2 separate regions of the Homo sapiens genome follow, and region 1 is linked to region 2. A link is a contact called in ENCODE Hi-C or POLR2A ChIA-PET data. All regions are on one chromosome and are shown on one strand. The core of a region is the stretch at or near the end of the contact, and the rest is flanking DNA. Distances in the headings are between cores, read along the strand shown. Region 1 overlaps HORMAD2 (HORMA domain containing 2). Region 2 holds the start of MTFP1 (mitochondrial fission process 1).

What was found. A loop is a pair of places that touch in the nucleus more often than their neighbours do. ChIA-PET counts read pairs that join two places held with the same protein, here RNA polymerase II (POLR2A). Pooled maps may share reads with other maps.
Region 1: a loop to region 2 is called in a pooled map, with 4 times the contacts of the local background. The contact joins the enhancer-like site here to the promoter of MTFP1 in region 2. A Hi-C loop is called at or near these places in 7 of 50 pooled maps. POLR2A ChIA-PET finds 5 or more read pairs at or near these places in 5 of 52 experiments (GM12878, MCF 10A, PC-3 and 2 more).

The regions. Positions count from the first base shown.
Region 1 is chr22:30,106,397-30,112,003 of GRCh38, forward strand. HORMAD2 (HORMA domain containing 2) reads left to right here. Exons shown (of 11, transcript NM_152510.4): 6 at 5,400-5,420. Among named protein-coding and RNA genes, the nearest start is that of HORMAD2, 29 kb to the left of the region's middle. Within about 2 kb of position 2,400, at least 3 of the 41 ENCODE cell types and tissues checked have a DNase peak (open chromatin) inside an H3K27ac peak, as active enhancers do; they include PC-3, where a contact is called at or near this core.
Region 2 is chr22:30,422,019-30,428,066 of GRCh38, forward strand. MTFP1 (mitochondrial fission process 1) reads left to right here and starts at 3,750. Exons shown (of 4, transcript NM_016498.5): 1 at 3,750-3,928; 2 at 4,699-4,826; 3 at 5,153-5,385. The coding sequence starts at 3,862. It overlaps SEC14L2 (SEC14 like lipid binding 2), which reads left to right. Exons shown (of 12, transcript NM_012429.5): 12 at 259-3,285. The coding sequence ends at 389. RefSeq lists enhancers at 1-414, 4,010-4,568, 4,569-5,129 and a silencer at 2,283-2,392.

The DNA of each region.
Region 1 (5,607 bases), core at 1,150-3,649, 320 kb before region 2:
AGTGATGCATGCCAAAAGACAGATAATGATCATATGCAATGGGAAGTATGGGAAAGGAGGCACTATACCCTGTGAGAAACATGAGAGAAATCTTTTGAGAGAAAATAGCCTCTGAGCTTTGGAGGCCCTGAATATTTGGACAGATTGAGAGGGGGAGACGGCCATCACTGTTATACTGAACAGTGCTCACTCATTCCCCTTCATCCATTCATTTAGCAGCATTTCCTGACTGTTCCTCATTGAGGGGCAGTACAATATAGTTAGAACTTCAAGTTTTGGAGTCAGATGGTCTGAAGAATCCCAGTTCTGTCACTTAACACCTGTGTGACCTTTGGCACGTAACCTACCTTTTGGTACCTTAGTTTCTTTGCATATAAGATGGGGATAATAATAGAATCCACTTGTTAAGGATATTTGATAATTAAATGAGTTAATAATCTAAAGCAGTGGTTCTCAAACTTTAGCTTGCATCAGAATCACCTGGAGGACTTGTTAAAACACATGTTGTGAAGCCTCACCTCAAAATTTCTGATGTAAGAATTTGCATTTCAGACAAATTATAAGAGATGCTCTTGACTGCTGGTCTAGGGACCATAATTTGAAAACCACTGATCTAAAATGGTTAGAACAATGCCTGGCACATAACAAATACTATGTATGTGTTAAACATTCATTCTTTATACATTGGCTATTTAATCTGTGCCAGACACTGTGCCTAAGCATTGGATGAGATAATAATGAGAGTAAAATGTGATTCCACTCCCAGGGAGGTCATAATATAATAGGGTCACTTCTTAAATAAAAAATTATAAGTATTACATGTACTAAAATAGCAGTATAATGTACAAAGAGTATCTAGCTAGTTTGATAAATTTATTTTACTAAATGTCTACCTGTATGACTGACTCAGTCAAAATAGCTTGTTTTGGAGAGATCAAAAGACAAAATTTTAGATAGATGACTTAGTCTCTTAAGTAAATAGTATTTATATTGTTTTTCAGTTGTTAATCTTTTATAACTTTCCTCAGGTGATCTTGTAGCTGGTATGATATGTTTTAAAAGTAGTTTGAGGCCGAACACAGTGGCTCACACCTGTAATCCCAGCACTTTGGGAGGCTGAGACGGGTGGATCTCTTGAACCCAGGAGTTTGAGACCGGCCTGGGCAACATGGTGACACCCTGTCTCTGCTATAAATACAAAAAATTAGCTGAGTATGGTGGCTGGTGCCTATAATCCCTGCTACTCGAGAGGCTGAGGCAGGAGAATTGCTTGAGCCTAGGAGGCAGAGGTTGCAGTGAGCTGAGACCATGCCACTGCACTCCAGCCTGGGCGACAGAGCGAAACTTCATCTCAAATAAATAAATAAATAAATAAATGAAAATAGTTTGAGTAAAATCAGATTTGAGTATCTAGAGATCTTGAAAGGTGTTCCCCTGTAAGAGCATGATTATTTCTAGTTATGAAATTTTGTGTGATTTTTTTTTTTTTTGAGACGGAGTCTCGCTCTATTGCCCAGGCTGGAGTGCAGTGGTGTGATCTCGGCTCACTGCAACCTCTGCCTCCCGAGTTCAAGCAATTCTTCTGCCTCAGCCTCCCAAGTAGCTGGGACTACAGGCACGTGCCACCATGCCTTGCTAATTTTTGTATTTTTAAAGTAGAGATGGGGTTTCAATTTTGGGTGATTTTTATACTTATTTTGTACTTTATATTATGCTTGAATTCTTCAAAATAAGTACATATCAGTGTTGCAGATAATTATTGTAAAAAAAGAGACTATATTGTATATAGCTATCTAGCTTGTTTCCTTATTCGCATTCTCAATCCCTCACCATTCCAACCCACTGTCCACACTGCATACTTTCAGAAACCCAAGTCTGATCATGTCATTCTTTTGCCTAAAAATTTTCCACAGCTTTTAAAATAAAGTTCAGGGTCCTTCACATGGTCTGCAAGGCCTGTATGATCCCTATCTTCCTGTCCAGGGCATCACTGTCATTCCCATGTTCAAGCCACACAAAGAATCTAGAACATGCCAAGCTCCTTTTACCTTTGCATATATTGTTCCTCTTGCCTGGAAACTTCTCTCCCCTGCCCCATACACCTTGCCTGGCTAACTCCAATTTATCTGTCAAGTCTCAGCTTAAATATTTACTTCCCTAGGGAAGTAAATACTTCCCTCCCTGACACCCTCCTCCCTAGCCTAGATGGTCCCTTTATTTCATGTTCTCATAGCATCCCATGCTGCTTCTTCATAGCAATGAACACAATGTTAATGATGTAGCTATCTTTGCTATTTTTTTGTTGTTTAACGTTGTTCTCCCCTGCTAGTCTAAATGTTCCCTGAGATTGGGACCATGTCTATTTTTGAATGAATGCATAAATAAATGAACTCAATTAAGTAATGTATGAGTTTATATGCAGTAATCAAAATGGCCACACAGTGGCAGTAAAGTTTTAGTCCTTTGATATGAAATTATGGTTCTGAAATTTTTTTTCTTTTCTCTTTCTTTCTCTCGCTCTCTCTTTCTCTCCCTCCCTCCTTCTTTCCTTCCTTCCTTCCTTTCTTCTTTTTCTTCCTTTCTCTCTTTCCTTCCTTTCTTTCCTTTCCTCCTTCCCTCCCTCCTTCCTTCCTTTCTTCTTTTTTTTTTTTGGAGTCTCTCTCTGTTGCCCAGGCTGGAGTGCAGTGGCGTGGTCTTGGCTCACTGCAACCTCTGCCTCCCGGGTTCAAGTGATTCTCCTGCCTCAGCCTCCCGAGTAGCTGGGATTACAGGTGCCTGCCACTACACCTGGCTAATTTTTTGTATTTTTAGTAGAGACGGGGTTTCACCATGTCGGCCATGCTGGTCTCAAACTCCTGACCTTGTGATCCTCCGGCCTCAGACTCCCAAAGTGCTGGGATTACAGGCGTGAGCCACCATGCCCGGCCCTCTCTTTCTTTCTTATAGGGTTTCACTCTGTTGCTTAGGCTGGAGTGCATTGGCACAATCACAGCTCACTGCAGCCTCAACTTCCAGGCCTCAAACAATCCTCCTGCCTCAGCCTCCCAAGTAGCTAGGACCACAAGTGTGCACCACTATGCCTAGCTAATTATTTACTTTTTGTAGAGATGGCATCTTACCATGTTTCCCAGGCTGGCTTTGAACTCCTGGGTTCAAATGATCTGCCCACCTTGGGCTCCCAAAGTGCTGGGATTACAGGCAAGAACCACTGTGACTGGCCTGAAATTTTCTGATTTGTATTCTAGTTTTTAAAAACAATTATCATTGGCTTGATTATATTTCTATCTCTATATGTTACTCTTTCAAGCAGAGATAATCTGTTCATAGTAGTGTATATGTAGAGAGGACAAGGACTTTATAGACATATAAGATGTTTTTACTTTAGTAGATTAGTTTCAAATGGGACACTTTTTGAGGTACTTGTTGCATATTTAATTATTTAGTAATAATGAATTATTTTGTATACCTTTTGCCTCCAGAACTAGAATATAACTTTTTAAGGGTAGGGATAGTTATCTTTTTTGTGTCCCTCTCGTCTCTAGCAGAGCCCTGTGTACGTAATGGACTCTCACTTGAATGAGTGAATAGTTAGTACAGTTGGCCCTCCATGTATCAGAGCATTCTACATCCACAGATTCAACCAACTGGAAAATATTTAGAAAAAATAACAGTACAACAATAAAAATAATACAAATAAAAAATACAGTGTGACAAGTATTTATATAGCATTTACATGGTATTAAGTATTATAAGTAATCTAGAAATGATTTAAAATACAGTTGAACTCATTACACATTATATACAGGTATCAAAATATCACATGTACCCCCAAAATATGTACAACTATTATATATCAATTAAAAAATGCTAGTCTTTCAGAAATGGAGAGAAAAAAAGAAAAAATTATAGGAAAGAATCAGTTTTCAGATATCTAGGAAATTCCCCTTTATAATGCAAAAAAATTGCTATCGAATTGTGAGCATATACTTTTTTTTTTTTTTTTTTTTGAGATGGAATCTCGCTCTGTCGCCCAGGCTGGAGTGCAATGGCGTGATCTCAGCTCACTGCAACCTCTGCCTCCCAGGTTCAAGCAATTCTCCTGTTTCAGCCTCCCAAGTAGCTGGGATTACAGGCACAAGCCGCCATGCCTGGCTAATTTTTTGTATTTTAGTAGAGACAGAGTTTCACCATGTTTCCCAGGCTGATCCCAAACTCCTGAGCTCAGGCAGTCTACCCACCTTGGCCTCCCAAAGTGCTAGGATTACAGGCGTGAACCACCGCACCCGGCCTCATATAATATACTTTTAGCATAAAATTAATTTTGACCTTCCTGGAAAAAAGTACAGTTGACCTTTGAACAACATGGGTTTGAGCTTCACAGGTCCACTTATATATGGATTATTTTCAATAAATACAGTTGGCCCTCTGTATCTGTGGCTTCCACATCTGCAACCAAAGGTGGATTGAAAATACAGGACGGGGCCAGGGCAGTGGTTCACGCCTGTAATCCCAACACTTTGGGAGGCCGAGGTGGGTGGATCACAAGGTCAGAAGATCGAGACCATCCTGGCCAACATGGTGAAACCCTGTCTCTACTAAAAATACAAAAATTAGCTGGGCGTGGTGGTGCATGCGTGTAATCCCAGCTACTCAGGAGGCTGAGGCAGGAGAATCGCTTGAACCCGGGAGGAGGAGGTTGCAGTGAGCCAAGATCACGCTACTGTACTCCAGCCTGGTGACAGAGCAAGACTCTGTCAAAAAAAAAAAAAAAAAGAAAGAAAGAAAGAAAGAAAAAGAAAATACTACAGGCTGGGCACAGTGGCTCATGCCTGTAATTCCAGCACTTTGGGAGGCCAAGATGGGAGGATCACTTGAGGTCAGGAGTTCACGACCAGCCTAGCCAACATGGCAAAACCCCATCTCTACTGAAAATACAAAAATTAGCCGGGCATTGAGGCGGGCATCTGTAATCGCAGCTACTCAGGAGGCTGAAGCAGGGGAATCCCTTGAACCTGGGAGACAGATGTTGCAGTCAGCCGATATCATGCCACAACACTCCAACCTGGGTGACAGAGTGAGACTCTGTCTCAAAAAAAAAGAAAAAGGAAAATACAGTATCTGTAGATGTGAAACCCAGATATGGAAGGCTGACTTTTCATATACTCCCTGAGGTACTTGAGTACACATGGATTTTGGTATTCATAGGGAGTCCTGGAACTAATTCCTTCTCAGATACTGAGGGATGACTGTATCCTTTTTCTTCTGGCCTTCTGGATATTTTTTTCCTACCCAAATCTTTCGAACCTCTCTGAAATAATATTTTAATTAGTCTATTGAAAAGAATGATAATATAGGTGCAAGTATGTAATAATAATAGTTTTTTTTTCTTTCTCTTGAAGCTACGTATGGCAGTACTGACAGTAAGTACACACTCATTTAAAGACCAAGCCTCTGTCTCTATTTCATTGTCTTTTGGCAAGTGAAACATTAAAACAGTACTCTCCCTCTTCCTCCCTGACTTTTTTTTTTTAATCTGTCTTGGAATTAAAAACATAGGATCTATCAGAAGTTTAATAAAAGATTATGAATTGTATATTTCTTTGGTAT
Region 2 (6,048 bases), core at 2,500-4,999:
CCAAGCTGGTACAGACGAGATGGTCTCTGTCACTCATCTGGCACTTGGCATGTTCTGCCTATTTTTTTCTCTCCATGAATGTCTTGTCAACCCCGCTAGATTAAGTTTCAGAAGGTCAAGGATCATTACCTAGGCTACCTTCATCCCCATGACCTGCCACACTGCCTTGCTCAGTCACTAAACATCAACAAAAATCACTGTCCCCAAGCCCTTTGCCAGAACTGCCTGAATGTCTGTCTGGTTTCTGCCTTCCCTCAGATGTCCTGCGGTTTGACAACACCTACAGCTTCATTCATGCCAAGAAGGTCAATTTCACTGTGGAGGTCCTGCTTCCAGACAAAGCCTCAGAAGAGAAGATGAAACAGCTGGGGGCAGGCACCCCGAAATAACACCTTCTCCTATAGCAGGCCTGGCCCCCTCAGTGTCTCCCTGTCAATTTCTACCCCTTGTAGCAGTCATTTTCGCACAACCCTGAAGCCCAAAGAAACTGGGCTGGAGGACAGACCTCAGGAGCTTTCATTTCAGTTAGGCAGAGGAAGAGCGACTGCAGTGGGTCTCCGTGTCTATCAAATACCTAAGGAGTCCCCAGGAGCTGGCTGGCCATCGTGATAGGATCTGTCTGTCCTGTAAACTGTGCCAACTTCACCTGTCCAGGGACAGCGAAGCTGGGGGTGGCGGGGGGCATGTACCACAGGGTGGCAGCAGGGAAAAAAATTAGAAAAGGGTGAAAGATTGGGACTTAACACTTCAGGGAAGTCAGCTGCCGGGGAGAAACTTGCTCCTAAATGAACACATAAGTTTAGATCGCAATGAGGAGTAGCAGGGTAGCTGGTTGCTAGAGTTACGGTGGGGATCAGAAACTCTTCCAAACATTTTAGCACTGAGGCTGGGGTAGCTTTTGGCTTTTCCCAGGTCTCAGGAGGTGGCCTGAGTCAGCACACATCTTCCCACTCGGTAGACAGGCTGGCCTCTCCCTCACTTTGAGACTTTGGCAACTCCTGGGCCACACGGCCTGCCTCTTTGATTACTAATGATTGTCAGTGACTCAGAGCTTCCTGGGACTTCGGGTACCCACCCGCTGTTCTCCATGCAAACAAAGCGCCAGGGAAATGACCCACAGGGATCGCAGCTGCAGGGAGGGCCAGGGAGGTTGGGGGTGGGAGTGAATGCTAAAAGCAGATCGTCCAGTGCCCTTTTCAGTGCTACCGGCCTCTCACCAAGCAGTCCTCCATGTGAGCAACCCCGAGACAAAAATGCTAAGTGGGATCAAGAGAGCAGCACTCGGAGAGGGTGTTTGCCAGTCTGAGTGTCCCGCGGTGCCCGCCAACCCGCTTCCTGACTGACCTGAGCAAGGTCTTACTAAGCAGTCCCATCTCTGTGGGAGGCATGCAACGCGTGCAGGGAGTTCAGGTGCCGGTCGGCGTAGCCAGGCCTGGAGGCCCCCCAGGCAGGAGGCCGCCCAAAGGCGGGGCCGGCGTCTCGCAGACTAGGGGCTGGGGGCGGCCACAGACGGCCTCGAAACCACAGCCCTTACCCCAATCCCACGAGCCCCGCCAACGAACCACAGGTGCTGGGCTTTAGAGAACATGGGAAGGCGGCCCCAGACCTGGCGGGAACGCCTTTCCCTCAGAGCCAGGCCCCGGCCCCGTCTGGGAAGCTCATCTTGCGAAGCTGAGGGAGCTCAGGGCAAAGGCCAGGCTAGCGCGGACCGGAAGGGGCCGAGGCTGCACGGGCCTCTGCCAGAACGCTCAGGACATCCCGGCCTGGGTTTACAACGCTGTTAGGAAAATTAACCAATGAATAAAGCAACGTTCAGTGCGCAGGGAGTGAAATTCAATGCCCACCGCTAGGCTCCTCGCTGCCTCTCACTCAAGAGGCCCAAACTCAGACGGCGTCAGGGACCCGGACCCAGCAGCCGTTTCACGCCAATAGATAGGGCGCATGCGCAGAAATCCTCCTCGGCTCTCTAGCGTGAGCTTTCCCAAGGGGCCACGCCCAGCTTGCCTTCTGATTGGTCCAGCTGGTGGGTTGTCTTCCGCCATCTTTGATCAGGGCACTAAGGATGCTCCCCACGGCCTTCACAGTGACGGCGGAGACCCTGCCCCGCCAGCTGCTCAGTACGTGCCGCGTAGCCCGTGCGAGCCAAGTGTGAGTCCGGGCGAGCGCCTGCGGAGCTAGCACTGGGCCCAGAATGAGAGGGAGGCGGAGGAGCAGCGATCACGTGGTTTTAGGGACTGTCTAATAATTCCACGCCAGCATTGCCGGTGTTTCAGGGGGTGGGAACCGCTGCGTTCCCCATCAACTTTTCTCCCACCCACCACCCTCCCCAACCTACAAGCCCAGCTCAGCTTGAGGTAACTGCTGACCGGACTGTCCTATACAGCCCTACAAGACAGAGGCGCCTAGGGCTGAAAGCGGGGGCCTCCGTAGGGAGCCAGCGGGGGCCTCAATAGTTACTCATTTTCTCTACCTTTGATGAAAATAAGAGCTAATTCTTAATAAGGCCTACCGGGTATCACGCAAAAACCCTGTGCTTACTATTACACTTTGGGTTGTTGCAAAGATTAAAGGAAATAAGCCGTGCAAAGCGCTTAAGAGCTTGGTATAAGTAAGTGCTCGTCAATGTTGGCTACTCTCATTTTTTTTGCAGACGTGGGAACTGGGGCTCAGGGAGGCTAACAGCCAGTAGGCGGCACAGCTAGGATTTGAACCCAGGATTGTCTCCAACGCCGCTCAATTATACCCGCCAAGGAGTCACAGAGACTTAGTGAAGTGCACACATTGCTCACCTGGGTGAACTGAGGTCCAGCGGGGGAAGGCTTCCTCCTGTTGTAATCACTAACCCCAACTCTGTCTCCCTTGCCCGATTCATTCATTCGTTAATTAATTCATCCAACATCCTGTCCCCAAGAAGCTCAGTCTGGGGACATACTGATCCAGTTAAATGCGAGTGCTTCCTAGTTATACATGGCGACTGCTGAGAAGGGACTCCAGAGTCCAGGCACCTACCTCCCAGGGGCTCACCGTTCACTCCTCTAGCCTCATTTAGAGCTCGCATTAAGAGCACGGGATCTGGATCCACACTGTTTGGATTCAAATCACAACTTCACCACTTAGCAGCTGTGTGTTCTGGGAAAATGACCCACCTTCTCTGTGCCTCCATTTTCTCACCTGTAAAACGGGCTCCCAGGCTGGTGGGAGGGTTTCAGGTGTAAGACATGGAGAGTCCTTTAGCGAACATGTAGACTGGCAATAAACTCAATAAATGGTGACTGTTATAATTAATCCTCGGAACCATCCTAGGGAGTGGACACTATTGTGTTCCCCATTTTATTTATTACATTAATTTTTTTTTTTTTTTTTTAGTAGAGACGAGGTCTCGCTATGTTGTCCAGGCTGTTCTCGAACCCTTGGGCTCAAGAGATCTTCCCGCCTCCGGCCTCCCAAAGTGCTGGGATCACAGGCGTGAGCCAACGGGCCCAGCCTGTGTCCCTCCCTCGTTTTTACAAATGAATAAAGAGATGCTGGATAAGCCCGAGGTCACAAGCTTTGCAGTGTAGCATCCCCCAACTTGATCCCCTGTCTCTTTGGCTCCAAAACCTACACTCAGTCCTGGGAGCGATTAGCGCCAACAGCTCAGAGAAAACGTGACGAAAACCAGTCTGTAAAACCCGAGCCTGGGAGAGGGGCTTCGGTGCGCGGGGGGAATTTGCAGACGCTCCCTGCTGGCGGAGATTTCCTGACCTGTCCTTCGGCGCGGGACTTTCGGCGGGTCCCGGCCGGGCAGACCCAAGTGCCGGCGGCGGAGACTGCAGTGGAGCCAGTACCGGCTGTAGTGGCCGGGGCCGTGGCGGGAGAGTCATGTCAGAGCCGCAGCCGCGGGGCGCAGAGCGCGATCTCTACCGGGACACGTGGGTGCGATACCTGGGTGAGCGCGGGGCGACGGGCGCGGCGACCCCACCACCACTGGGCTGGAGAAGCAGGGGTCGCCGGACGCCCGCCCGGGGCCTGGAGGAGGCGGGATGATCTTAGTTCTCATTCTGCTTTTGGGCCGGAGACTGGGCTCAGACAGGGCTAGGGACTTGCCCAAGGTCACACTACCCTGGTGGGTCGCCCAGGGCGGAAGCTCCCATGGGGTGAGCGGGCTGCCCGCTCTGGCATGCGCTCTGGCTGGCTGTGGAGTCGGGATCTCCACTCCCATTTCGGTCCTGACACGCACTGGCTCTGTCTGAACCTCAGTTTCCTCCTCGGCAAAAAAACAAAAACAAAACAAAAAACAAACGAGATACACACGAGGGCCTCTCTCATTGGGTGGTGGTTGCGAGGGTGGAATGGGATAAAGCGCAGAAAGCCCTGGCACTTGGCGAGCGTCTGGTCAGTGGCGCTGCCCTCGATCACTCTGCCCCTCTGGGTGCCTGTCACCTCATTAGTGCAGTTACTCCTGGGACCAAGACCAGGAAATCTAACCAATAAGCAATGGTAACAGTGACTCAGTGCTCAGTCCGCCCTCAGTGGCCCGAGTCCGAGGTGGGCATCATGGCACCAGTTTACATCTCGGAAAGGGAGGCTCAGAGAGGTCAAGTCACTTGCCTAAGGTCACCCAGGGACTGCTTAGCTGGCTAGGATGAGAACCAGCCTGCTCCAACGCCCCCTCGTGGAACAGTTGCGAGCCTAGGAATTAAATGTTCCCTCCCCCAGGCTATGCCAATGAGGTGGGCGAGGCTTTCCGCTCTCTTGTGCCAGCGGCGGTGGTGTGGCTGAGCTATGGCGTGGCCAGCTCCTACGTGCTGGCGGATGCCATTGACAAAGGCAAGAAGGCTGGAGAGGTGAGTGTTAGCCTATTTTCCAACCCCCAACCCTAGCTCTCTTCTTGTGTGGTTCAGTCCACAGCCTTGCATGTGATAAAGTCCCTGTGGGACACTCCAGTCCCTACAACCTTGCCTAGTGCAGTCCATAGACAGTCCTGTTTGTAGGACAGTGTACCCCTGCCCCCACACTCCCACTCCCCGAACTGGATGTGGCAGACTGTACCCCACTCCTGGGTGCGGACAAGTCCACTGGCCACTTGCCCCTCCCGGTCTAGCCTCGTGCCCCTTGTCGCAGGATTTTCTGCCTCTGCCCCAGCTGGATTAAGTGTCTCTGCGCCCACCAGGTGCCCAGCCCTGAAGCAGGCCGCAGCGCCAGGGTGACTGTGGCTGTGGTGGACACCTTTGTATGGCAGGCTCTAGCCTCTGTGGCCATTCCGGGCTTCACCATCAACCGCGTGTGTGCTGCCTCTCTCTATGTCCTGGGCACTGCCACCCGCTGGCCCCTGGCTGTCCGCAAGTGGACCACCACCGCGCTTGGGCTGTTGACCATCCCCATCATTATCCACCCCATTGACAGGTGGGTACCTTCTTGGCCTCAGGGATCATCCACTCTCCAGTGATGAGAGTGGATCATCCAGTCTCCAGGTAGAGCTAGACTCTGTGAAGTGTGGGGTATGCCCACTTTGCTGGAGCAATAGCAGGGACAAGGCTGGCACTTGGCTCCTGGGTTAGAAAGGACAGCCTGTACCCTTGTCATATGGTATGGCAGGCACTTTAGCAATAAAAGAAGAGGGGTGCGTTGAGGGTATGGGACACAGGACAAGTAAATTCCCAGAAAGAAAGTCTAGTGTTACAAAACAACCAGAGAGAAGCAGGAGCAGGTGCACCCTAGAGGGGATGCATTTTGGGAGGTATTGGTGACAGAAGCCTAACTCAAACTGAATATTTGAATAAAATGGAGTAAAAGTCCAGGGCTGTGTTGCATTCAGGCATGGCTAGATCTAGGTACCCAAATTATGTCATTAGGGGTCTGGGTCTCCCCATCCTGCTGCCTTTCTCCCCACCCCACCCTATTTCTTGCTGGCTTCACCTGCTTTCTCCTTGTGGGAGTAGAAATGGCCCTAGCAGCTCCCAAGTTCTATCCCACCAGCTTAGCCTCCCCCAGCAGAAGCTTTTAAACAGTAACAACAAAAATCCCAAGGAAGGGTGTCATTGGTCCATTCTGGACTGCATGCCCACC